Regions from separate parts of the Homo sapiens genome. Here regions 1, 2, 4 and 5 are each linked to region 3. Evidence: chromatin loops called from intact Hi-C (ENCODE). Cell type or tissue: dorsolateral prefrontal cortex. All regions are shown on one strand.

Region 1 (5,000 bases), 50 kb before region 3:
ATTCAGTGTCTTGCTGTGTCACTCAGGCTGGAATACAGTGGCTCAATCATAGCTCGCTACAGCCTTAAACTCCGGGGCTCTAGCAATTCTCCCACCTCAGTCTCCTTAGTTGCCGGAACTACAGATGCACACCACCACACCCGGCTAATTTTTAGTTTAATTTTTCGTAGAGATGGTGTCTCACTATGTTGCCCAGGCTGGTCTCTAACTCCCAGACTCAAGCAATCTTCCTGCCTCAACCTCACAGGTGTGAGCCACCACGCCTGGCCACAAGTGAGTTTTATAACAGCAAAACAGGGCAGTAAATGAAATGCCCACAAATTGAGAATGAATAGAAAAAAGTCTGGAATATTCATGATATAGAACTCTCTCTACATTAAAAGGAATGTTCTTGAGGAATATTTAAGAATATAAAAAAACTTTTGGCCAGGCAGGGTGGCTCATGCCTGTAATCCCAGCACTTTGGGAGGCCGAGGTGGGTGGATCATGAGGTCAGGAGTTTGAGACCAGCCTGACCAACACGGTGAAACCCTGTCTCTACTAAAAATACAAAAATCAGCTGGGCATGGTGGCAGGCGCCTGTAATCCCAGCTACTCAGGAGGCTGAGGCAGGAGAACTGCTTGAACCCGGGTGGCAGAGGTTGCAGTGAGTGGAGTTCACACCACTGCACTACAGCCTGGGCAACAGAGTAAGACTCCATCTCAAAAAGGAAAAATAAAAAATTTCATGAGAACACCTTTACAGAGATTACAGAGCAATATGAATAGTATGATCCAAACTTAAAACTTTGTCTTGCAAATCAGAATGACTAGAAGAATCTAAAGCTAAGCATCAGCCATGATCCCCTTCCTGTGGTAGGATTATAGGTGATCTCCAGTTTGTTCTTTATGCTTTTCTCAATACAATTTCTGGAAATAATTGATACCATGAAATATATGGCTTTTATGAGTAGAAAAAGAACAACAGGTGCTATTTTAAAGAAACAAGCACTAGAGGTCCCAACAGTCTTCTAACCTTTTTCCAGGTAAAGGGCCAGTTTCATTTGCAAAACCAGAGAGCAGGATTAGGAAGTTTCTCTCCCTCCCACGGCTGATATTCTGTGTATTCCACCTTATCTGCCTCAGCGTCAACTTATACTCCTTAAACAACATTTAGTCCTTAAATAAGCTTCTTATTCCTTAAATAGGAGGCCACAGGAGCCCATGAGGAGAGAGCAGGCATGGGGTCCAGGCCGTGGCCCTCCTTGAGCCTGCAGCCCTCAACTGGAAGCAGCCCACTGCCCCGCTCAGGGGGTGAAATCTCTTCATACGTTTCCAAAGGATGCCAGGCCCTTTCTTCTTTGGAATTTCCCTCTTCCCTGACCTAAGTTTCCAAGGAGGAATAAGAAAGCAGACAAGCAAAAGCACCCACACTTGCGGAGATTGAAAGCAGTACAGATCTCTAACGATGAATTTCTAATCAGGAGATGAATGTCTAATCAGGCTGAAAAAAATAAAAGAATCCCCCAAATGTTAACACGGTAGTCAAACACTTGTTTGTCCTTTCCATTGGCTGTAAATGCTTCTCTCTGTAACACAGGGTATGGCCTGTCAAGTCTCTGGGAAGGAAAAGCAGCTGTTGGCAAAACACAAGCAAGGTCCCTGATTAGAGGGGAGTTTATACAGATGAGTTGCTGGTGGAGGGCGGTGGGGGGACAGCAGCTAAATGCCAGACACACAAGGAAGTCACCCCCTCCTGCACTGCACTCTCATCTTCCAATTAGTTGTGAGCTGGTCCTAAACCCAGAATGCAGCTGAAATTTCTGTTGGACTGGATGCTTCAGATGTACAAAGGAAAATAACTCAGCATCTTCCTAATCCCTTATATGCAAAATAAATAGATGGTCAGGTTAGATTTTGACTTTTTAAAGACACAAGGTCATCTGAGCTTCCTATTTGACTTTTTTTTTTTTTTTTTTTTTTTTTTAGTACATGGAATAACCTCACAAGGAAAGAGGAAAATATCCAGGAGGTCATTGGCAGACAGAAGAGAGCTTTTTTCTTCCATCCCCTAGACACGTACTAGTGTTGGCAGCTGTCAGGAGCACTTCTACAGTTGTTTTTTTTGTTTTGTTTTGTTTTGTTTTAATCCTTCCACCCTCCCACACCAGCTAGAGCAGCTGAGAGTGGATTCTGGCACCAACAGCCGGGGTGTCAATCTGGCCTTTGTTGGTTGTGTGCCCTGTGTGAGATGCCTCAGTCCGCCTACCTTGCAGAGCTGTAAGGATTGAGTGAGCGCATATCAGCACGTGCTTGGGAAACAGCAGCTATTCCTACTGTTGCTGCTGTTGTTATTTTCATGGTCATCCCACAGCCTCTTTGTTTGACAGGGAGCAACAGAGAGAGCCAAGCGTGGGCAGAGTCACAGGGTGTCCAAGGTGGGATGCGTGGAGTCCTTCCTTTCTATGCAGGCACAGTTCCAAGAATACTTGAGAGAGCTGATGTGCTGTGTAATTTATTAGCACACTTCACTAAGAAGAGGACTCCAAGCTGGCAGGAGGCTGCTCCCTGCCTCCCATCAAACCTGGAGCTTGTTTCACCTGTCTCAGAGGAGTCCTGTCGTCCTGGACTGAGCCCGCCTGACCTGCTGTATCCAAGCTCCAGAGTTCCACACTTGGAAGCCCAGAATTCTACAGAAAGTAGAATTATCATCCAACACCACCTCAGAATGATCCTTCCCACACCAGCTAGAGTGGCTGAGTGGATTCTGGCACCAACAGCCTGGGTGTCAATCGGCCCTTTGTTGGCTGTGTATCCTGCATGAGATGCCTGAGGTCCTGGCCTCTGGCTTCTTGTTGGATGGTTCAGTTGGATGGTTCCTGCCCTCTGCAGAGCTGCCCCCAGGGCAGTCACTGTCACTGAATGGTCCGCTCCTATCACCATTGTTCAGGATGTTCATTCTATCCCAAGGATCACTGCAAACACACAACTCCAGGGTCAGAGCCTGAATGCTGTGCCCGAGGTCTGGGGCTGAGGCAGGTGACTCAGTTTTCTCCTCTACAGAATAAAGGGGTTGGACTAGGGATGTCTAAGGTTCTTTCTGGCTCTTTAAAAAAAACTAATTGCTTTCTCCAGGCAATAAGCAGGTCCTAACTTCATTGCTACTATTCCTACTGTAAGAAAGGGATAATCCTCCTTTGCTCACAAGACTGTCAGAAGGAGGCCTGGGATGGCATTTGTAAAGTGCTTAACACAGGGCCAGGCACTGACTAAGTGCTTAATAAACAGCAGCTACAATTACGGTCAGCTAGCAAGTAAGGGCCCACTCACAGAGAAAGGGCACTTCTCTGGGCATAGAGCTTCCTGCCTTTGGTGCAGAGCAGAGGTCAGTCTGGCTGGGTGCAGAAAAAGGCCCTTCCTAACTCCAAGTGCATACAGCCCCTAGATGAATGAGCTCCTAAATGCATAAGTGTAAGGTGCTGAGATTGACTACCTTGAAGCAAATGCCTTGAGATAAGAAGGAATGGTGGTTTACCTCCAACAGAAGAGAGGGACAGATGTCCTGCAGATGACTTAACCCTGATTCCAACATTGTGTGCCACTGTGGTTTGCAGAATCAGAGAGGTGAGCAGTGACTGTCATAGGCACAAAGAAGCAATGGCCATCCAGGTGAAATGCTGACATCAACACGTGATAAATCCTTCATAAAGGCAGAAGCTGTGATGATGATGATGAAGATGCCAATAACACATGGATGAAAAGATCTCTTGCCCAGAGCTGGAAGGGCCTTACTAAGACAGCTGTACCTGTGAATGAATCGCTTGGCTGCAGATCCCGGCCGGGCACTATGCTGAGCAACTGCAGCTCAGGTCCTGCAGAGTCCCCGAGAGTACTTTGCACGAAGAGAGCTCGAGTTCTGTAGTCAGGCATATCTGACCTACCGAACAGGTGCCCTGGTCAAGGTACATAATCCCACACAGCCTTCATTTCCCCATCTGTAAAATGGCAAAGATTAGAGTATCCACCTCAAAGAGTCATTGTGAGAATAAAATGAAATACTGTGCATAAAGCACAGTGCAGCATCCGGCTCATACATTTGGGATAAGCACTGGCCATCATTATGAATGCCGTCTGATGCAATGCTAGCATTTTGGGCATGTGCCTCCCAGTGCAGACATGGTAATCAGGCTCTTTCTTAAAGACCAGTGAGGCCAAATAAGAATGCAACTCTGGCTTGAATTTGAGTCTGAGGAGGAGCAATGTGATATTTATACAGACTGAAAATAGAAAACATGCACTCCTCATTGAGATCCCTTTCTGGCTACTCCTTTGAGTCCAAGTACAGAAAGCTCAGCAGGTGAGCATGTCACACGTTAGCAGACAAATACCAAACATACTTTTACTTCTGGAATCAAGAGCAGCAGAAGTTATTCTGGGAATGTTCATGTTCCTCCTGGTGGTGATGAGGATTTTAAGCTACCACATGGGACCTAGTATTGGACTGCTTCTATGCCCACCTTCCCTGGCCTCTCCGGTAGACACAGGATCTAACACAGCACAAAGAAATCAAATCACTGCCATTGCAGGGATTATAATGAAATGGTCATCAGGTGGTTCCTTCATAAACAGGATTTGCTGTCAAGTTAATGCTGAGTACAAAGATAAAATAGCCTCCTCCCGTCTTCCATCCCCTAAGGTCATAACTCAATCCCTTTTCTCTCTGTATTCAGAAATCTCCCAGTTACCTGGAGCCACATTGCTAGTTCATATATGCTCACCTACAAGCACCTGAGCATGCCTTTAGGGTCTGGGAAGAAATGACATCAGTAGTATAGCTTGGAGATGGGAGCTGGGATTTCTCCTGATTGTGTGTAGTTCTCTGAAGGAAGGTGCCACCTCTCTCTCCACCTCTGTTTGAACCACCGCCTACTTCTTGCCTGTTCTCTGTAAACCCTGCAAGGACAAATGCCCCCATAAAAGCTCTTCTCTGAGCTGCAGTACAGCCCTGAGCATGGAAGCTT
Region 2 (5,000 bases), 350 kb after region 3:
TGAGCCACAAGCCACATCTTGGACTCCGAAGAGTTGATGTTACTTGAATTTTTACACATCCAAAATATAATTTATGCCAAATGCATGAGGATAAAACATTCTGACTGCTACAGTTTCTGGTTAGTTGATAACTAGAAGTCTTTTACTTTCACCCTCTCTCCTCTAAAACCCTTCTCAAATGCATTGGCCCTTGTCCCTGCTCCCAGGCAGAGCCTGAGGGCACACAGGCTCAAGGGTGATTGAGGTGAACAGCAGGAATCCTCACAGACACCTGAAATAAGGAGAATATTGGGTCTAGAAGACGTAAAAGCTGTTTTTGTTTATTGTTGTGTTTAAATCCCCAACATGTGCTTATTTTCTTATCATTCATCTGTGCATGGGATGCTAGGATGAAGAAAGTTCAGTAATAGTTCCATGAGCACCTTTGAGGACTACTCTTTACCATTCACTCTGCTAGATGCTGAAGATGCCTAAGACTTGGCTCCTGCCTCTAGGGAGATCCAAGTCTAGAGAGAAACCCATTTTTAGATTCATATGGACTAATTTCTTGTTAATTGCAATTCTACTTTACTTCCCAGATGTGGCATAAGCATTTTGGTGCTTAATATAATATCATTGGCAATAGTAGCAATTATTCAATAGGAATTAGAAGGTTCCAAGGGCTGGTTAAGAACTGGCGAACTTCTACATACCTTCAGCAGCATTTTAGGCAAGAGACTTTCAACAGAACCAGTTCTGGATGGAGCTGGTCCACCTGGAGCTCATAGATGAATGTGGCCAAACCTCCACCATATTTATCATTTCACACTTCCCTCATGCTTTTCCCTTCTAGGTAAGCTTCCGAGGCCAGAGAATCGAGCTCATCCGAATCCGGAACCCTTGGGGCCAGGTTGAGTGGAACGGGTCGTGGAGCGACAGGTCAGTCACCCTATCCTGCCTCTCTGGCTGGTTCCCGGGGCGTGTGGGGCCAGAGCTGGCTTGTGCAGACATGTGAAGGAGTGGCCTGTCTACTATCCTCCCGGGCTCTGACTCAGGATCCTGTCCCGATTCTGAGGTGCCCCTTCTTCCTCCCCTTTCAGCCCTCAGGCCCACCTTGCATCAAGGTTGATTCTCAAGAAAGACTTTTACAACAGCACTCTAACTTTCACGAATTGTATTTATGTCAATACATAAATGTGTTACCTCCCATGGTGATGTTTATAACCCAGTGATATGGTGAAAAGCTTTATCTGTAGTTGTGAGTAACTCCAGTAAGCAGTGTGCATATGCATAAGTGCGTGTGTGTTTGTGTGTGTGTGTGTATTTGGAGTGTCGGAATCCCTGAAATATTACCTAGCATGTAACTATAGGATTCTCTCTGATGGTCACTGACCATGGCAGAGGCCCAATAGCCCAGCAGAGAAATAGAAGTGAGGCTGAGCATGGTGGCTCATGCCTATAATTCCAACACGTCAGCAAGCCGAGGTGGGAGGATCACTTGAGTATGAGAGATTGAGGCTGCAGGGAGCTATGATTGCACCACTGCATTCCAGCCTGGGCAACAGAGCATGTTGACCCCATCTCTTTTTTTTTTTTTTTTTTAAAGGAAAAAAAATAGAGGACATGGAATTGGAATTTTATCTATTACAGAGCTGTTAACCAGAGTTTTGGCCCCCAGTTATCAAGAAAGGTCTGCCTTTTCTGTGTGTGTCCCCACAGCTCCTCCAGCTCTGGTCCCTTGGGAAGTGGACCAGGTGACTAAGAACCAGGGATGTTTGTGTGGGTGCGTGGCAGGGCCTGCCTGAAGCTGTTGCTCGTCCGCTGCTTGTTGGGCTCCTGAAGCCCTTTCCTGCCACATCCATGGCCCCTGAGCTTCTGGGGAAATCTGAAGCTAGTCTAGAACTTGGTTAAAACTGAGCCAGTGTTTGTCTTCAGTCCAGACACAGCTACCAGGTCGCCAGACATGGTGCAGCCGCTGCTGTATTAGCCAGACCCCAGCGTGAGGGCAGGGCACACAGGCCTGTGCTTTCCAGGCTGTCATTGTCCCCATGGAGGCTCTCGTCCCACCATCCTCTGCTCTGGCCTTGGCTGCCGCCTTCTGAGAACCAAGAAGCATTGGCAGAGATGAGCTGAGATGGGTTGAGGAGGAAAGAGATTGGCCTCCCTCTCCTGGCAGAAATGGAAAGCACAGAGAACTACTGAAACCAAAATTAGTGAGACTGCGTCACGTTGTAAGATGTGCAGTGCCCCTCAACTTTGAGATCGTAGCCTATAAAGGGAAAATGGGCCATTGTCTCCCATTTTCTGGGACTCACAGAGGTAGAAATCAAGAAAGTGACTGAGAGCCAAGGCTGGAATAAAATTTGTCTTCCACTCATGCAGCCTCCATGGGTGATGGGAGGGGCAGGCGCCATCCCGACTCCCTGACTTCGCTGTGCTGCTGGTGACATGTGAGTAGGGTTGAAGGCACCGCATGGCCAGCCTGTCAGGCCAATTATCTGGGTGTGAGCCACTTAGGATAATGGCTCCAAAAGAAAATAATGGCTGCCAGTTCCACTCTTCTGACCCTGGCCCGAGCACCTGGAGACAGGTCCCGGCTGATCCTCCCCTTGGATCACCTGAGCACTCCCCTGAGGTTGAGTTGAGATCACAGGATGAGAGGGAGCTGCCACGTTGGCTGTAGCACCGCAACAGTGGTGACCTACTTTGAACTATTTGGAGGCGGCTGTGGGAGTCACAGAAAATGCAATGAACTTGGAGTCACAAATCCTGAGTTTGGAGAGTGACAGGCAGCCATTCCTACCCCTACTCTTCCCTGAGAGTGTTTCCATGGGCCTACCTGAGCCCTCTTATCTGCAGGACGGGCACACCTAGCTCACAGAACCCCACCTGGCTTGCCAGCGAGGTCACATACAAAAGGTGCCGGGTACAGACAACATCAAGCATGGGCAGGTGTAAGGCATTATCACCTTTCCAAGTGTCAGCTTGTCCATTAAGGAAGGGCCAAGTACTGCTCCAGGTCACATGGCAAGTTGGAGGCCAAGCACGAAAGTCAGCAGACTTGTGGCTTCCAGCCGGGCTCTTCTGCTACCCCACGGGCATGCAATGCCTTGTGACTATCCCAAGATAATCTTCCATGTCGGTGGTTCAGATCATCCTCAGGGGTATTTTATCCATCAGCAACACTTGGAGATGTACTTTCTGACCAGCCCTCTTATTTGGGGGCCAGTGGCTCACCTGCCGCTACATCCCTGGGTGCATTTTTGGGACCCAGTGAGTAGTTACTAAGCAGGTCTTATTTCCTCCATAACCGCACACTGTGGGTTCCACATCAAGGCCATTGTTGCTCTTCATCATGACCTCTGCCTGAACACCAATTTTGTTTACTCCTAGTTCTCCGGAGTGGCGTTCTGTTGGTCCAGCTGAGCAGAAGCGTCTGTGTCACACTGCTCTGGATGATGGGGAATTCTGGTACCGTGCTTGTTCCTGTGTTAACTGCAGATACGAGCAAGTCCCATGGCCCTGGGGCGTAAGGAGCACTGTGCTTCTCTCTCGCTTTCCTTTTTCTTTCTTTCTTTCTTTTTTTTTTTTTTTTTTTGAGACGGAGTTTTGTTCTTATTGCCCAGGCTGGAGTGCAGTGGTGCGATCTCGTCTCACTGCAACCTCTGCCTCCCAGGTTCAAGTGATACTCCTGCCTCAGCCTCCCAAGCAGCTGAGAGTACAGGCATGCGCCACCACGCCCGACTCATTTTGTATCTTTAGTAGAGATGGGGTTTCACCGTGTTGGCCAGGCTAGTCTCGAACCCCTGACCTCAGAGAAACCACCCACCTTGGCCTCCCAAAGTGCTGGAATTACAGGTATGAGCCACCACGCCCAGCCTTCTCTCTCCATTTTTGGCAAATCAAATTCATCTGTCTCAGACTCCTCATATACACCCAGATTAGAGGGAAATTTAATCTCCCTCCTGTCTTGGTGGGGGCTCACCCCAGCTCTCGGTTTGTTGAAGAGTCTTCAGGGGGTTCCTGCAATCCAATAGAGGAAGAGCCTCTGGTCTCTAGCCTGACACACCTCCTTGGCACTCTTTGTCATCCAGGTTTACACAGTGAATTTGAAGACAGGCAGCCCTACTGCTCACAGGATCCATTCCCTCCACACCCATCTTGATGAGAGGTACCTTTGAAGGCAGCTGCCCTGAGAGCATCTAAAGATATCGACCTACGTAGGAAGTAAACATTTCTACTCTGGACTTTCCCTTGGCCTGAATCTCTTTGTTTAATTGAACATTTGTATTGGGCCTTCATCTCTAGAATCTTTTTCAGTCTTATTTCTTCCTGTTTGGGTTCTAGAAGTTGGCCCTTCTAACCCTGTGAGACCACAAATTTCTGGTTTCTGGCTCTATTCCCTTTCATGTGCTCCAACCAATCAAGTCTTGCCTGAGCTCATCTCTTTCTTGTAACAGCTTTTAAAATACAACAGCAGGGCACGGTGGCTCACGCCTGTAATCCCAGCACTTTGGGAGGCCAAGGCGGGTGGATCACGAGGTCAGGAGATTGAAACCATCCTGGCTAACACAGTGAAACCCCACCCCTGCTAAAAATACAAAAAATTAGCCAGGGGTGGTGGTGAGTGCCTATAGTCCCAGCTACTTGGGAGGCTGAGGCAGGAGAATGGCGTGAACCCAGGAGGTGGAGCTTGCAGTGAGCCGAGATTGCATCACTGCACTCTAGCCTGGACAACAGAGTGATACTCCATCTCAAAAAAAAAAAAAAAAAATACTACAACCCAAAACCATGACTATTCCAGCCTTTTTCATTCTTTTCCCATAGAACACAGCCTCAGTAGTGATTTGTTCTGCCTTCTGTATTTTTATAGTTGTCTTAGTCTATTTGGGTGGCTATAAAAAAATACCATAGACTGAGTGGCTTACAAAGAACAGGAATTTATTTCTCACAGTTCTAGATACCAGGAAGTCCAAGAAGATGACACAGGCAGTACCTATATCTGTGGAGGGCCCTGTTTC
Region 3 (5,000 bases):
CTCAGTGGGCATCTGCAGGAAGCAGAATTTGAACCTAACGCTAAATGACACACGATCCTGCTCTTCATGACCGTAAGTGCTGCGGTGGCTGGATTAAATGGCTCTGCTGCAGAATTTCTCCCATTTCAAGGTTACTAAGAAATATAAGATGGATTTAAAATTTATTTGTGTGCTCACCCTTCTCACATCAGCACATTCAGGATTCTTTTTCATAACTAGGCTTGACCTAGCACAAGTTCTCTATTTCGCCCTGAGACACGCAGAGACTTGCTGTGCAGTCCCAGGTGGACCTGGATCTCAAATGTTCCAGGATCGAAATTACATCACAGATGCTCACGGCATAAAGTCTGCCAAACCAGGTCTGTGGACTGGTACAATTCTTAAAGAGCCAATAGGAAAACAGCTGTCTAGGGCCAGGAGACCTTAATGACATCCTGGAAAATATAGGACAGTATAAAAGGACTATAGAGAGTCAATGATTTTGAAAATTCCCAAGCTCTTAACTACAGCCCAAATGCACATGCTTTAAAATGTACCCACCCCCAAAGCAGTGCACAGCTAACTGTGACTTTGCAAGCCCAGCTTTAGCTCCGCGCATCCACACCGCAGCCTGCCAGAGGTCTGCAGACCACTCCCTACTCAGAGTCCAGCTAACCCTACCGGCCTCCCAGCAGGCTGCAGCATGATGCCCAGATCCAAGTCCAGGCACCAGCTGGAGGTCCCTTGGGCCTGCCTTCCCATGTGCCGTGTTCCTGACCGGTTGAACAATAATCAGAGAAGGCCACAGGAAAAGCCGCATCATGCCCACCGCGGCCACTCCCTGGCCCTCATCAACACCGGTTGCGCGCACTTCTACGGAAGAACACAGCATGCAGGAGCACGGGCCTGCTACAGAAGGCCGTGGAACAAGAAATACCAGCATGAGAGGGCGGCTGGTCTGCAGCTTTCAAAGAAGGCAGAGGCTGCGGAGCTTCTGCAGAGGAAGTGGTGATATTTCAACAGCCAACTCCCACAAAAACAGACAGTGAAGAGGAGTGGGGCAGCCGCAGCTGCCAGCACCCTAGCCACCTTCTCCAGGTATTCGGGGCTTGTCTGTGGCCACAGTGGTAAGCAGGACACACCTGAAAGTACCTTCTGGCGGAAAAGCAAGCACCTTAACGCTGCCCAATCGGTCCCTTCCTTCACTCCTCCCCATTCTTAACAAGAGATCTGGAATGGCGCGGACAGGGAAAGTTTCTCAGATTAAGGAGAAAACTAAGCCAAGTCAAGACGCCGCGGGTGGCCTCTCTCTCAACTCTCACTGGGCCAACTCCTACCTGCCTCGCCCGCGTCACCTGCTGTAAGGCTTGCTCTTGGGCTGTCAGTGAAAAAACGACTCCCCCTGCCTCCACCAGCCACGCCGGGCTTTCAGAAAAGCCCCCTCAACTAGGAAAGCCTAACTTCAATCCACCCCTAAAAGTCCGACCCACAGGTGTGACAGACTTCCCATGCAGGGGCTGGGGTGCTCCCAGGAAGTGAAGGAAAAGGTCCCCGACGACATTGTCACTGGAAAAGTGCTGGCCACGGCCTCCGCCTTACCCTCTCCACCCACGGGTTCGGAGCCCCCAGGAGCAGTCAGACCGATCACCGCTCCTGCAGCCTCATTTGTTTCCGGAGAGACACCCACAAGCCAGCCCACGGAGAGTCTGGACTCGCCCGCCCCAGCACCCACGCCTCCCCCGCGCCCGGTTCCAGCGCCGCCCCCGACATCCACCCGCGGGCAGCCCCTTACCGCCGGTATCCTCGAAGCGCGGGGGCGGGCGGTCCCGCAGCGCTGCGCTCCAGCCCGCGCCGGCCTCGTCCTCCTCCGGCTCCTGTGCGTCCGGGGCGCGGGGCGGTGGCGGGGCGGCCCCTGGGGGTCCCGGGGGCTCGCGCTCGTCGTCCGAGGAGGCGGCCGAGGAGGAGCGCGAGGCGGCCGAGGTGCTGTAGAAGGGGTTCCCGCCGCTGTCCGGGCCGGACTCGCCGAACACGTCGTCCGAGATGTGCAGGCTCTCGTAGCGCGCGCGGGCAGCCTCGAGCAGCGCCGGCGCCCTCCTCCGCGCGCCCCCGCCGCCCTCGGCCATGGCCCCGGCCGCCGCCCGCGCGCCCGCCCCCACAGTGCCTCCCAGCCGCACACGCCGGGCCCTGGGCCCGCGCCGCGGCCCGCCGCCCCCCACCAGCGCAGCCCGCAGCACAGCGCCCGCCGCCCCGTGCCCGGCCGGCCCGCCGTCTTGGCCGCCTCGGGCCCAGCGCCCGGGGAAGCGCCCTCGGAGCTCGGGCGCCGCAGGCTGCGGGCCGCGGCGGGAGGCGAGCCGCGCGCGGGGCTGGCAGGGGCGACCCAGAGCGGGCGGGACGCAGAGGCTGCGGCCGAGACCAGGCGCCGCCGCCGCCACCGCCGCCACCACCGCCACCACCGCCGCCGCTGCGTCTCCTCGGCGCCCGCCGCCTCCCTGCCCGCCCTCTCCACGGCCTCCGGCGCTCGGCTGCCGACCTTCCCGGGCGCGAGCCGCCAGAGGCGGGCCCTGCCGCCCCTCACCTCCCGCCCGCCGGCCAATGGGGAGCCCGGCCCGGACAGCCGCGGGGGAGCTGGGCGGGCCCGGCGCGGGGAACGCCCCCACCCTCCTCCGCGGGGCGGGGCGGGGCGCGCGGCCGGGGCTGGCGGTTAGGGGGAGGGCCGCCGGCGGCAGTGCCGGTCTCCTCCTACAGGGACGCGCAGCCCGGGACCGCCACGCGCAGCGCGGGAGGGGGAGGGCGGGACCGGGGAACAGGAGGGGAGGGGGACCCGGGTGCTTCCAGCGGTCCGGGCCCGCGGACGGAGTGCGGGCCGATCCCGCTCACTGTCCCCTTCCGCAGTCCGCGTGCAGCTCCAGGGAGCTGTCCGCCCCGGTGGTTCTGAACCAGGCGCCGCCGAAACGCTCCAGGTAGGCGGCGGGCCCGAGGTCACCACACCCGCGGCGGCGGCTGCTGCCGAGGTTTCCTGGGGGTCACTGCCAGCTGCGCCGCATGCTCCCATAAATACAGGGGCTGTCCAGCTTCTGGGAATCTCGCTCTAATTAGGAGCCCGCCTCGCCGGTCCACTGTTGGTCGCTGGTCAGATGCTAACTCCGTCTCGCTTCAGTATCCCTGTAATTTAAGGGTGCCAGCACTGGAGTTAAGTAGCTAGTCATTCCTCATCATCGTTGACGTGTGGCATCTTTTGAACTCAAAATATCCATTACTTCCAAATACTAATTACTCTCACACCTCTATTTTAATATCTCCTTCACACACACACTTGAAACACTCATGTACTGAAATATTGCATGATCACCCAGGCTTCAGTGCTCTCATAAACAATAGCACAGAAAGGTTGCATCCGCCCCTCTTCCTTGGGCAGGAATGTGTGGTGGTCATCCTGTTGATGGCGATACGCGTAACGGAGACTGCCTTGTCTTCTTGCTCCCCTCCTCCTCCTTCGAATAATGCAATAAGTCACACTAATGGTAAATGGGCCATAAAGTCACTTTCACTCTGAAATAAAATAAATCCTCAGAGATGTGAAGGGCTTACAAATCCTACTGAGCATTAACTAAATTGTAGTTACATGAAACAGAAAGGCATGTTGCGATTTCTACGAATGCATAAAGGATGAAGGACCATTTTGCCGCCAAGTGGGGTCACTTCTAGTGTCGAGCAGGAACCTTCACTCATGCCCTCCCCTCCCCAGCCCCTGTGGTTCCTCCTTCCACATCAGGGGCTCTGCACAGGCATAGGTTCATGATCATCACTAACAGACAATATATAAAAAGGAAAAGATTCATGGAACTTTCCTTGCTATGTGGATTGGCTGAAAAATGAGGAAGTGCTTGCAAAGCATTTTTACTCTCTTGGAAGAATTATGCCACGGAAAATATCTGGTTTCCAACATACCTATATACTGTGCTAACCAGCTGAAAGTTGTTGAAGAGAGTACAGGTAATCTGACTTATCAAAAAGGGTGATAGTAAAGCATAGGTTGAAGATGCAAGAAGAAGAGTAAGACTCCATAGCTCAAGTTCAAATTCTGCAATTAGGAATTGTGTGAGGCTCCTGCAAGATTTCATGTTATCTATTTTAAATAGTTGAATGGAAAAAATAATTGAATGGGATTCAGAGAGTTAAAATCTGTAGGAAAGAGTTCCTTCTTTTCTTCTCCAGCTAGCCAATGAAAAAGTCAACAGCTAAGGTACGTGTTTTAAAAACGATGAATTGCTTTGCTACCCATAAGGAACCAAGGAACAAAACAACAGCAGTGGCAAGGATGGACAGAGTCTTCCGGTGTCCCTAATTTGCATTTGTATGGTGCTAATTCCCAGGAAACCTTGGGGCCTTGTGCTTCCTAGGCTCACAAATGCTTGTAGCTCACACCACATGCAACACTGAGGAGAGGATTATATGGACACAAAAGAAACACTGAGAAGTCAAATTGTTACTTCAAAGCTTGTCCAATAAAAATTAGATGAATATTTCAACTTAGAGTGAAGTATTTTATAGCACTTACATTTGTTTAAGCCAGTTTCCAAACAAGAAAAGTAAAAACATTCCAACCTTTGAAAACAGATGACTGCTTCTCACTGTGGTAAGAGAAGGAGTGAGGGGACAAAACAATTGCAAAACAAAAGCTTTCTCCTCTGGCTGGCATCCTCCTATTTGATAATGACGATTATGATTCTACATCATTAACTTTTATTAGTAACATCATTTCTGAGAGTAATTATAGAATATATATCACACTGAGATCTTTTAACTTTGAGTCATTTGAAAACATCTTCCAAATAATTTAATTATAAAATATAATTAAATAATTTTAGATTAATATTGAGCTTTTGGTTTTATGGTTTTCCCAAACAGCTCAAGGTAGTAAAAAGCAATTCATTTGTGTAGTAGATTCCTTAGGTTTTGTTAAACCAATGGTTCATGCTTTTATGTAACTAGGGCTAAGCACCATATTTCATTAAGTCTAA
Region 4 (5,000 bases), 82 kb after region 3:
AGTATTTCTCTGTGCTCCACTTCTTTCCTACCCTTCACCCGCCTGGGTCATGCCTCCATCCTTTCAGAGCACCGCAAGATAGTGCAGGATCCACTGTGGTGTGGAAGTGGGTCTAGCACCAGAATTGACCAGAGTCAGAGAAGTAATGAAAAGAAAAAGGACAGAGAGGCAGAGCTAGAACTTTGCGATGAAGCCATAAATGAGCTTGTTTTCGTTTCAACATGTTAGTATGGCTACTTTAATTCATCTGATATCAAATGCTCAACTGAGAATGCTTTCTAACTTTAATTTTCTGAGCCTCAATTTCTTCATTAATAAACTAGGGATAAAGCATCAATCTTGAATTAGCTATGTAGTGATAATTAAATAAGAGAATGGACTCAGAAATATTTTGTAAGCTATAACTCATTATGTGGCCAGGCGCAGTGGCTCGCACCTGTAATCCCAGCACTTTGGGAGGCTGAGGCTGGGGTGATTACTTGAGTCCAGGAGTTTGAGACCAGCCTGGCTAACATGGTGAAACCCCCATCTCTACTAAAAAATAGAAAAATTAGCCAGGCGTGGTGGCATGCGCCTGTAGTCCCAGCTACTTGGGAGGCTGAGGCAAGAGAATCACTTGAATCCGGGAGGTAGAGGCTACAATGAGCTGAGATTGCACCACTGTAATCCAGCCTGGGTAACAGAGCAAGACTCCTGTTTCAAAAACAAAACAAACAAAACAAAACAAAAAACTACAACTCATTATGTAAGTACAAATAATAAGTGTTATTCTATAAAGACCTCACTACTCTTGATCTTGAGAAAAACTTGGGGTGAATAAGAGAAAAACCACCTTCATATTATGAATTAACTGGTTATTTAAAATGAATTGAACTCTTTTCTCCTCCTTCTCTTCCTCATTCTTTTTTCCCCACGATTCATCCAGAAAACTAAACTTTATAATCGTATTATCTACATTGCTTTGTATTACAGCCCAGTTGTTTTCCAGCTGTTTCACATGGATGAAATAAGACAGTACATATGAGAAGCCTCCAAACTGTAAAAGGCTGTACACATTAAGGCAGAATTTTAGTGGCCCTGTGCATTGACTCCCAGGAATTAGGAAAAAGCCATTTTAAGGGCAGTGTGGCATCACCCAGGTGTGAGAGGTTGACTTAGGACTCAAGGTCAGTGTCGATCTTTTTGGCCATGGAAATGGAGAGCAAGCCCTGAAATTGTTGGGGGCAGAGTAATCCAGCGCCTGTGCTTGGTGCTCTGAGTTTATGGGAGGGGTATTTATTCACCAGTGGCCTAACAGATTGAGTCTATAGTCCTGCTGACAACTTGAAGGTCTTCAGATGGCTGGGGACTGACCTCACCTGTGGGGCCTTTCCACTTTACCACTCTGGGTGCCAGACACTGTCTGCCAGGCCATGGAGCAGATGGTAAGGGCTGCGAGGAAACAGGATGTGGGCCTGTTACAGGGGTGAGCGTGGAGATTTTGCAGCTCACGTAGGAAGTCCAGACCTGCAAATCCAAGAGGCCAAGTGGGGAAGTAAGGAGGGTGGAGTAGTCACTTCATTCCTTCAAGACCCGAGAGGCAAAATTCTACCCAAGAATCAAAAAGGAGCTTTGACCTTTCTGCACAAGCAGAAATGATGGAATTCAATTCCAGGAAGAGATGAGTATGTGGGTGGATGGCCACTGCCACTCAGGATGGTAGTTGCAAAGTTGTAGCCAATCTGAGTTCACTGCTTCAGCAGCCCCTGCAGACGTGATGAGAAGTGTAGTGGTCAGAGACAGAAGAGATGTGGGGATGAAGCGAACCTTTGGTATTCATCTGTCATAGGCTGATCTGGGAACAGAAAGGAAGTAGCATGCAAAGGCAGTCCATGGTGCCATGATAGGTGGCACAAAGGGCTTAGGGCCACAGTTGGGGATAATGTTCAGGGAATTAATGCACCATGGGTTTTTTAATGTAGGTTTTATTATTATTATTTAGATATAGTAAGGCCAACAGATCAGGAAATATCTACTATTGAAAAGAGTTTGTCTGTCATAGATCCAAGAAGAGAGAGCATTCTGTGCTGTACAGGACCACGGGGGGAAGCACTGGGCTTGATCAGGAGGCAGAGGGATGTGAGAGCCTGTGGGCAGGAGCTTTATTGTGGTTTCTATAGGAAGGAACTGGCAGGGCAGGGCAAACAAGCTTAGGCTTGGCTGGTTTGAATAATTTCAGTGTGCTCTGGGGCATGGAGAGGCAGGTGGATAGTGGCCAGACCATGACAGCTCATAGGGGAGATGGTGGCAGTGGGGGCTCTGGATGGGTTGGTTTGCATATAGAAGGCACTGGTCCTTTACTCTCTGTAGGAATTGGTTAACCTGGGAGGAGCAGTCTCTCCAGGGTCCACAAGGTCCTAAGATGTCAAAGAATCGGAATAAAGAAAATAAAAGACATGGTTTCTACAATGAGACTGCAGAATTCTGTTTAGGGGCGGTAAGGGGAAATCCTGGAGAAAGTTGGCAGAGAGGAAACGACAGAAGGAGTGTGTCCAGAGTGAAGTCATGGCTCAGCCACACACTGTGTCAACCTCCCTTGCCACGAGGCCGGCCCCTCCCATGAGGCCTGTGCGCCCTCTCTGCCAGCCACGTTCAGCACAGCCAGCTGTGATTTATCCAGAATTGCTGTTTAGATGCAGAGTGGGTGGAGGCAGGACATTTTCATGCAGCCATTTGATTAAATGACCACTACAGAATACAAACACATTTTTTTGTTGTTGTTAGTAAGATTTCAAACTCATGCGAAGGCATATGTTGTGTGGGTTTTGTCATTTTGTGTATAAGTGAATCATCAGTGGCTTCAATAGTTTCTTAATTTTTTAAAACTAGAATCAGAATATAATTTATGGAATTTTATAGTTAGAAGTACCCTAAACCTTACATCATCCAAGCCTGTCTTTTTACATATGAAGAAGCTAAGGCTCAGAGAGATGTATAGCGCTGTTAACAGAAAAACCAAAATCTGTAAAATGTTTTATTCTGAGCCAATAAGAGTGACCACAGCCCAGTGAAAACACAATCTCAAGAAGCCTTGAGTAAGTGGTCCTGTGGTGGTCAGATTAAAGTTTGGTTTTGTACATTTTAGGGAGGCAGAAGTTACAGGCAGTCATAAATCTAAACATGGAGGTTGGCCAGGCACAGTGGCTCATGGCTGTAATCCCAGCACTTTGGTAGGCTGAGGTGGGTGGATCACCTGTGGTCAGGAGTTCAAGACCAGCCTGGCCAACATGGTGAAATCCCATCTTTAATAAAAATACAAAAATTAGCTGGGCATGGTGGCAGGCACTTGTAATCTCAGCTACTCACTCGGAAGGCCGAGACATGAGAATTGCTTGAATTCCAGAGGCGGAGGTTGCAAATGACCCCAGATCACGCAATGGCACTCCAGCCTGGGTGACAGAGACTTCATTTAAAAAAAAAAATTAGGAAAAGATACCATATTTGTAAAAGATAGATAGATCGGACCATCTGAAATTGGGAGCTGTCATTTTTTTGGTTGCCAAGGAGCCAACGCCTCTTGTTATTTGGGAGCATCCTCTGTTATGCATGCCTCAGTGGGAAGCAGAGCTCTGCTTTTGCACCATGAAAGCTGTTCTGACACCAATTCTGGGATATCAGGTGGGTGTCCAGCAATTCAGTTCAATTCTGATGCTCACCACCCAGGGTCTGTGCATACCCCACAGGTTTAAGGGATCAGTTCTCCGTAAGATTGTCCTTGTTACCAAACACCAGCAGTTCAGTCTAGGCCCTTTGCTCACTGCACAGAAAGCCAATCCCTGAGACAAGTTTTGCTGGGGAAGAAGCCTTTATTCGGGTGATGTCAGCTGCCTCCTCTGCCTCCAACTAAAATGAGGGGTTAATATAGCTGGGAAGGGAAAGAGTAAGGAAAGGAAGAGGAGTTGGTCAGCAGGAAGCAGATGGTGGGTTAGGCAGTCGTGAGGGGTCTGGTGTCTCCCTGTCTGGATGTGGTGATTCAGTAAGTTTCACTTCCCTGATACCATCTGGGAGGCCAGAAGGAACTCAGACACACAAATGTAACTTTCAGGCTGAACCCTGGAAGGGTCAATTTCTATGTTTACTCAAAAAAAACCCCATAAACATCTGTTCTATGGGGAAATTGGGCCGGTTTCATCCTCACTTCAGATGCCAGCCACACATCTCAGGGGCTGCCTGCATGTCTGACTCACTGGCTACAAATTCGGGCCACAACCCCTGAGGTTCAAGAGCTGACTAAAATGACTCACAGAACTCACTGACAGTGCTGTATTTAGGATTACAGTTTTATTACAAAGGATAGAAACAGACAGATGAGGAGACACACAGGACAAGGTCCAGGAGGGTCATGAGCACAGGAGCTTCTGTCCTGTGTTCACCCACCTGGTTTAATGGAGAGACAGGATGGGGTAAATCACTGGCCACGTGATGGAACTCAACCTCCAGCCACCTTCTTCTCCCTGGAGATCAGAGGGTCTGGCTGAACTTCCAACCCTTTAACCATAGGCTTGGTCTTTCTGGCATGGCCAGTCCCTCCCTTGAAGCTGTTTAAGGGACCATAGAGTCACCTCCTTAGCATAAACTCGGGTATGGCTGAAAGGGGCTTGTAATGAATAGCAAAACATACTCCTATCCCTTGGGGAGTCCCAAAGGTTTTAGAGTTAACTCCCAGGAATGAGGGACTAAGACCAGACAAATTCTTTATTATACCTCAGAAGCCAAAGAAGCCCCATATTTCTCTCCAGGCATGGACATGTCCCAGGCTTTGTCCTGGTGCTTCCACTGGTGTGTGTGTGTGTGTTGTTGTTGTTGTTGTTGTTGTTGTCCGAAAGCCCAGGGATGGCTAAACAGTAGAAAGGAGAGTTTTACTGTCAATATCAGTTTGCAAATCAGCAAGAGATAGTCTCTGGCATGGACAAAAGTTACCCTCTCTTCTAAGAGGGAAAGGGCAGGATGGGTCTTATGCC
Region 5 (5,000 bases), 80 kb before region 3:
ACATAAATAGTATGTCTCAAAATAAGGGAAATTAGTGACGTGGATGCTAGACCACTGTCCTACCAACAATCAAGCTGGATAAAAGATACTTGGCTTTTTGTCTAAATCGGGAAAAGTTCTCTCCTTGGAGGAGTCAACATAGCCTAGTGGTTAAGAAGGTGGGATCCAGGCTGGGCACAGTGGCTCACACCTGTAATCCCAGCACTTTGAGAGGCCGAGGCGGGCAGACCACGAGGTCAGGAGATGCAGACCATCCTGGCTAACACAGTGAAACCCCTTCTCTACTAAAAATACAAAAATTTAGCCGGGCGTGGTGGCGGGCACCTGTAGTCCCAGCTACTCGGGAGGCTGAGGCAGGAGAATGGTGTGAACCCAGGAGGTGGAGCTTGCAGTGAGCCGAGATCACGCCACTACACTCCAGCCTGGGCAACAGAGGGAGACTCCGTCTCCAAAAAAAAAAAAGAAGGTGAGATCTAGAGTCAGAATGGCTGGGTTTAATCCCAGGTCTACTGCTTTGTAGATCTAATTTTAGGCAAGGCAGCAAATCTCTCTGTGCCTCAGTTTCCTTACCAAGAAACAGTGGCGGTGACATTACTTGCCTCTTAAGGCCCTTGTGGAGAAAAAATGAATCCTGCATGTGAAGTGCTTAAGCACAGAGCCTGGCCCACAACACACACTCTGTAAGTGTTCGTCATTCTTTCCTGAACGCCAGAAGCAGCTGCCAGAATCCACAGATGAGACTGAGGGAGGGAAGGGGCTTCCAGGTCAGCTAGCTTAGCAGCACAGGGCACACGGACCTCATTCAGAGTGTCCCTCACAGATGTCATGAGGGCTCTGCCTGGACAGATTCCATGATGTGTGCAGGGGGTAGGAAGCACGGGTTCTTTTGCTTGGGGGTTACCATCTTGAATTCTGGCTTCTAATGCCCATCTACTTCCGGAGTATGTCAATGCCCAGCGTGAACCTGAAGCCCTGCCTCCACTGAGCAGGGCTGTCATCCAGAATTGCCTCCTTGACATGACAGCCACCCAGCCCTCTGAAGACGGTCTGTCCTGTCTTCTTTAGATGACACCTCCCTATGTCTCTCCAAGCCCCACTCAGGATGCCACTCAGGACACCTCCCAGGCATCTGCTCCTCAGCCCCTCCTCAGTGTTCATCCATCTGTCAACATCCCTTGCTGGGAACGTTGGTCTCATGCTGCAGAGGCAGGTGCCTGGCCCAACGTGTTCAAACAGGAGAAATCTGCTCTTTTAGACTATACCATTCAAAAAAATTAGTGGACCTTTTTTTTCTCCTCCAAAGAATCTTGGGGTTCCATTAATCACTAAAGGTCGATGAACATTAACCTGTTGGCCAATTTTTCCCGCTGGAGCCTCGATCTTTTTGACATTGTGGAGCCTGAACAGCAATCTCTGCAGAGAACTGCTTCAGAGTTTTCTTTCCACCCACATAGAGGGCACAGGCTTCCAGGATGAGCAGCCTCAGCGTCTTGGATTGAGGAACTCCAATCGCTCAATTAGGTGGCTTTCCCCTACACTGGAAGAGTCATCATCTGTATAAATCTCTCCTTTTTCTCCTCCTTGGCTCACAGGGGAGCCTGCAGATGAGGGGAGAGGAGGGGAAACCTGGCTAGCTCCCATGCTCACAAGCCCTCTGCAAACAGGGTAGGGCTGGAGGGTATTCTGGGGTCTAGGTTAGTCCTTAGCAGGCCTGTGACACAGAATAAATACAGACAGTCTCCAATTTACACTGGTTTGACTTATGATTTTTGACTTCATGATCATGTGAAAGCAACAGGCATTCAGTAGAAATTTCTTCAAATGTTGACCTTTTCCTTGGCTAGTGATATGCTGTGCAATGCTGGGTGGTGGCAGTGAGCTGCAGCTCCCAGTCAGCCAGGCGATCACGAGGGTAAACAACCATGAAATATTCAACACTTTATTATAAAAGAGGCTTTGTGTTAATTTTGCCCAGCTGCAGGCTAATGTAAGTGTTCCAGGCATGTTTAAAGTAAACTAGGCTAAACTATGCTCTTTGGTAGGTTAGGTGTATTAAATGCATTTTTTTTAGAGGCAGGGTCTCACTATGTTGTACAGGCTGGTCTCAAACTCCTGGACTCAAGTGGTCTCCGTCCTCAGCCTCCCACATTGCTGGTACTACAGGAACTCGCCACTGCACCCAGCTTTAAATGCATTTTTGACTTAAGATATTTTCTTTTTTTTTGAGACAGGGTCTCGCTCTGACACCCAGGCTGGAGTGAAGTGGTGCAATCTTGGCTGACTGTAGCCTTGATCTCCCAGGCTCAAGGGAACCTTCCCGCCTCAGCCACCCAAGTAGCTGGGTCTACAGATGTGTGCGACCACACTCAGCTATTTCATATTTTTTGTGGAGACAGGGTTTTGCCATGTTGCCCAGGCTGGTCTTGAATTCCTGGGCTCAAGTGATCTGCCTACCTTGGCCTCCCAAAGTGCTGGGATTACAGGTGTGAGCCACTGTGCTTAACCTGACAAGGTATTTTCAATTTACTAGGGGTTTATCACAGGGACGTAACCCCATTATAAGTCGAGGAGCTTCTGCATGCTGTCTTAAGTGCACCATCGTATCTAGCAGTGGGTAACTAGCAGTGGAACCCGACCAGCCTGGGTAAATAGCAGTGGGAAAGCCAAATAAGAAGGCATTGGCTGTGGCCTCATCTATACCCAGCATTCTGCACCTAAGGAGCAAGCATATCGCAAGATTTCCTGAGCCCTACCTTATAAATAATTCCCTGCCTGCCTACTTTTGTCTTAAGTGCTGCTATTAAAACATTGGGTGTCTTGGTGCTTGGCCTGTGGCAAGAGCTCATGGCTACTCTCTTCTTTGCCACACCACATACCCTACTGTATATGACTCTGGGGGTGTTTCTTACCCCTACAGGTGCCTTCCTGTAGTCCTGCGACGTACAGACACACCTCCGGTATTGCACTTGTCACGCTATGTCGATGAATATTTTTAACGTGTCCATCTCTCCTACTGGAGAGGCAGTGAGGGCTCCCTCTATCTCTAGTTCTGAGGGGCCAAGCATGAAGCTCACTCTATGGTGGTGTGGTTAACCAAACAGTCCATGCCTAGATTTGCATTGGTGCAGGTCTTATCTTCCCAACTCTTTATTGTAAAACTTCTTGAAAACAGGGACCTGTCCAACTCTTACCAATAAATAAATAAATAAAATAAAAATAAATAAGTATTCTTAGGCTCTAGAAAAGAACACTGAAGAAAGCATTGCCCCAGCCCTCTAGTTCAGACTCCCAGGTGGTCAACAGCAGTGAGAATCAGAGAAGCAAACAGGCCTGAATAAACCAGGTGGGCCAGAGGAAGCCCCCTGTAGTAGCCAGGATTCTCCCGAGACACAGAAGCACGAGTGTGTGTATATAAACACAATTATCTATGGAAGATGGGAGAGTGGGAGAGTGGGAGGAAGAGGCAGAGGTATTTATTTTAAGGAACTGGCTCATGCAAATTACAGAGGCTGGCAAGTCCAACATCAGAGAAGCCCAGCAGGCTGGGCGCCCAGGGACAAGCTGCTGCTAAAGCCCAAAGGCCTTCTGCTGGCAGAATTCCCTTTTTCTCGGGGCACAGCAATCATTTTCATTTTCTTTTCTTTTTTTTTTTTTTTTTTTTGAGATGGATTTTCACTCTTGTTGCCCAGGCTGGAGTGCAGTGGTGCGATCTTGGCTCACTGCAACCTCCGCCTCCCAGGTTCAAGCAATTCTCCTGCCTCAGCCTCCCAAGTATCTGGGATTACAGGCATGCGCCACCATGCCTGGCTAATTTTTTTTGTACAAAGCTGGGGCAACAATGTCTATGCATAATTTGGGCTCTCCTGGAACACACCTGGACCCCCACCATCCCTTCAACACCTTATCTTGGTCCACAGTAGATAGTGGCTGGAAGAAAGTTACCTGGTCAGCTGTGCAGACCTAACTGATAGGCTCCTGGGTCAATTACAGTGGGTCTCAAACAGCTACAAAATCGATGTGCCATATAATAAACATTTACTAAGCTCCCAGGTTTTCAGGACCCAGGTGATCCATCCTGGTCATTTTCTCATGGCCAGGGCAGAGAAGCCAAAAAAGGAGAGGTATGCACTTGCCCCTTCAAATCTTTTCACATACCACAGCTGCCTACATCCTACGGGCCAAAGCCAGCCTCAGAAACAGGAGGGCGTGGGGCAGATGCTACGCTAACGAGCGGCACAGCACAATGGGAGAGGACCCTTAATACGGTCAGCTGCAACTGAGCTTCCCCGCTAAGTCATTCAGGAGAGCTCAATGCATCTGAGGAACTACAATGAAGAAAATGTCCTGTGTACAGAACCCTACATATGACATTTACAAAGAAGAGAGTCATACACTGGCAGTAGAAGGGACCTCACTGGTTACCTAATCCCATCTTTAATTTCTAGATCACAACTCCATATTCCAGAGCAATGACTGAGCAGCTAGTTCACGTGGGAGGTAAATGCAAGAGCAGGGGCTGCCTATGCCTTGGGGATGGACGAGGGAAGAGGCAGGTTGAGGCCCAGGGGAGAAGCCAGCTCTGTGCTGACCAGCTGTCTGGCAGGTAACCCCTGTGAGCCAAAGCCACCTCATGTAAGAAATGGGATCAACACGGCCTGCTCTCTATGTCTTACAAGGCTGTGGGGAGGATCAGGGAACTGCAGTGTGAAAGCTCTGACGGTGTAAGGTATTATTCTGCCCCAGGGCTGTGCTTGCCCAGGCTGCTGACCTTCAAAAGCTGTCAAACCAAGATTAGCACCTGGAGAACCAAGAAAAGGGGCAGGACTCTAAAAAAACAACTGTCCCCGGGTCATGTGGCTCCTCTACGTCTCCTGGCCCCTCACAGGCAGAGATGTCCTTTCCCTGCGCTGTGCCTGCCACAGGCACCTTCAGTTGGACCTAGGAACAAAGAGAGGGACTGCGGGGGCTGAGAAAGTTCTCATGCCAGTCCTGTCACGGCA

Evidence for each region. Peaks named below come from ENCODE experiments on the same cell type or tissue, not always from the same donor. Only the 100,000 strongest peaks of a DNase experiment are listed, where the experiment ranks them.
Region 1: a loop joins it to region 3, with 3 times the contacts of the local background. A loop is called at or near these places in 4 of 110 quality-filtered maps.
Region 2: a loop joins it to region 3, with 3.0 times the contacts of the local background. A loop is called at or near these places in 3 of 110 quality-filtered maps.
Region 4: a loop joins it to region 3, with 3 times the contacts of the local background. A loop is called at or near these places in 4 of 110 quality-filtered maps.
Region 5: it touches region 3 in a loop (3-fold over the local background); 7 of 110 quality-filtered maps call a loop at or near these places.

Annotation. Positions count from the first base shown.
Region 1 is chr1:230,373,713-230,378,712 of GRCh38, forward strand. All of the region lies in intron 1 of PGBD5 (piggyBac transposable element derived 5), which reads right to left. Among named protein-coding and RNA genes, the nearest start is that of PGBD5, 50 kb to the right of the region's middle. In dorsolateral prefrontal cortex, no CTCF peak of the experiment used is centred here; DNase peaks (open chromatin) are centred at 2,219 and 2,769; H3K4me3 peaks cover 728 bases; H3K27ac peaks cover 4,796 bases.
Region 2 is chr1:230,771,182-230,776,181 of GRCh38, forward strand. CAPN9 (calpain 9) reads left to right here. Exons shown (of 20, transcript NM_006615.3): 7 at 833-918; 8 at 3,373-3,450. CAPN9-AS1 (CAPN9 antisense RNA 1) reads right to left here. Exons shown (of 2, transcript XR_001738518.2): 2 at 4,900-5,000. Among named protein-coding and RNA genes, the nearest start is that of CAPN9-AS1, 22 kb to the right of the region's middle. In dorsolateral prefrontal cortex, CTCF peaks have their summits at 2,156 (motif pointing left) and 2,358; DNase peaks (open chromatin) are centred at 2,060 and 2,455; H3K4me3 peaks cover 735 bases; H3K27ac peaks cover 977 bases.
Region 3 is chr1:230,423,827-230,428,826 of GRCh38, forward strand. It overlaps PGBD5 (piggyBac transposable element derived 5), which reads right to left and starts at 2,506. Exons shown (of 7, transcript NM_001258311.2): 1 at 1,772-2,506. The coding sequence starts at 2,102. RefSeq lists a silencer at 2,453-2,772 and enhancers at 2,581-3,128, 3,129-3,675. In dorsolateral prefrontal cortex, a CTCF peak has its summit at 2,892; DNase peaks (open chromatin) are centred at 696, 1,312, 2,039 and 2,565; H3K4me3 peaks cover 2,947 bases; H3K27ac peaks cover 4,184 bases.
Region 4 is chr1:230,505,661-230,510,660 of GRCh38, forward strand. No RefSeq gene overlaps it. Among named protein-coding and RNA genes, the nearest start is that of PGBD5, 82 kb to the left of the region's middle. In dorsolateral prefrontal cortex, a CTCF peak has its summit at 2,607; a DNase peak (open chromatin) is centred at 2,601; H3K27ac peaks cover 1,448 bases.
Region 5 is chr1:230,343,836-230,348,835 of GRCh38, forward strand. All of the region lies in intron 3 of PGBD5 (piggyBac transposable element derived 5), which reads right to left. Among named protein-coding and RNA genes, the nearest start is that of PGBD5, 80 kb to the right of the region's middle. In dorsolateral prefrontal cortex, no CTCF peak of the experiment used is centred here; a DNase peak (open chromatin) is centred at 1,886; H3K4me3 peaks cover 785 bases; H3K27ac peaks cover 5,000 bases.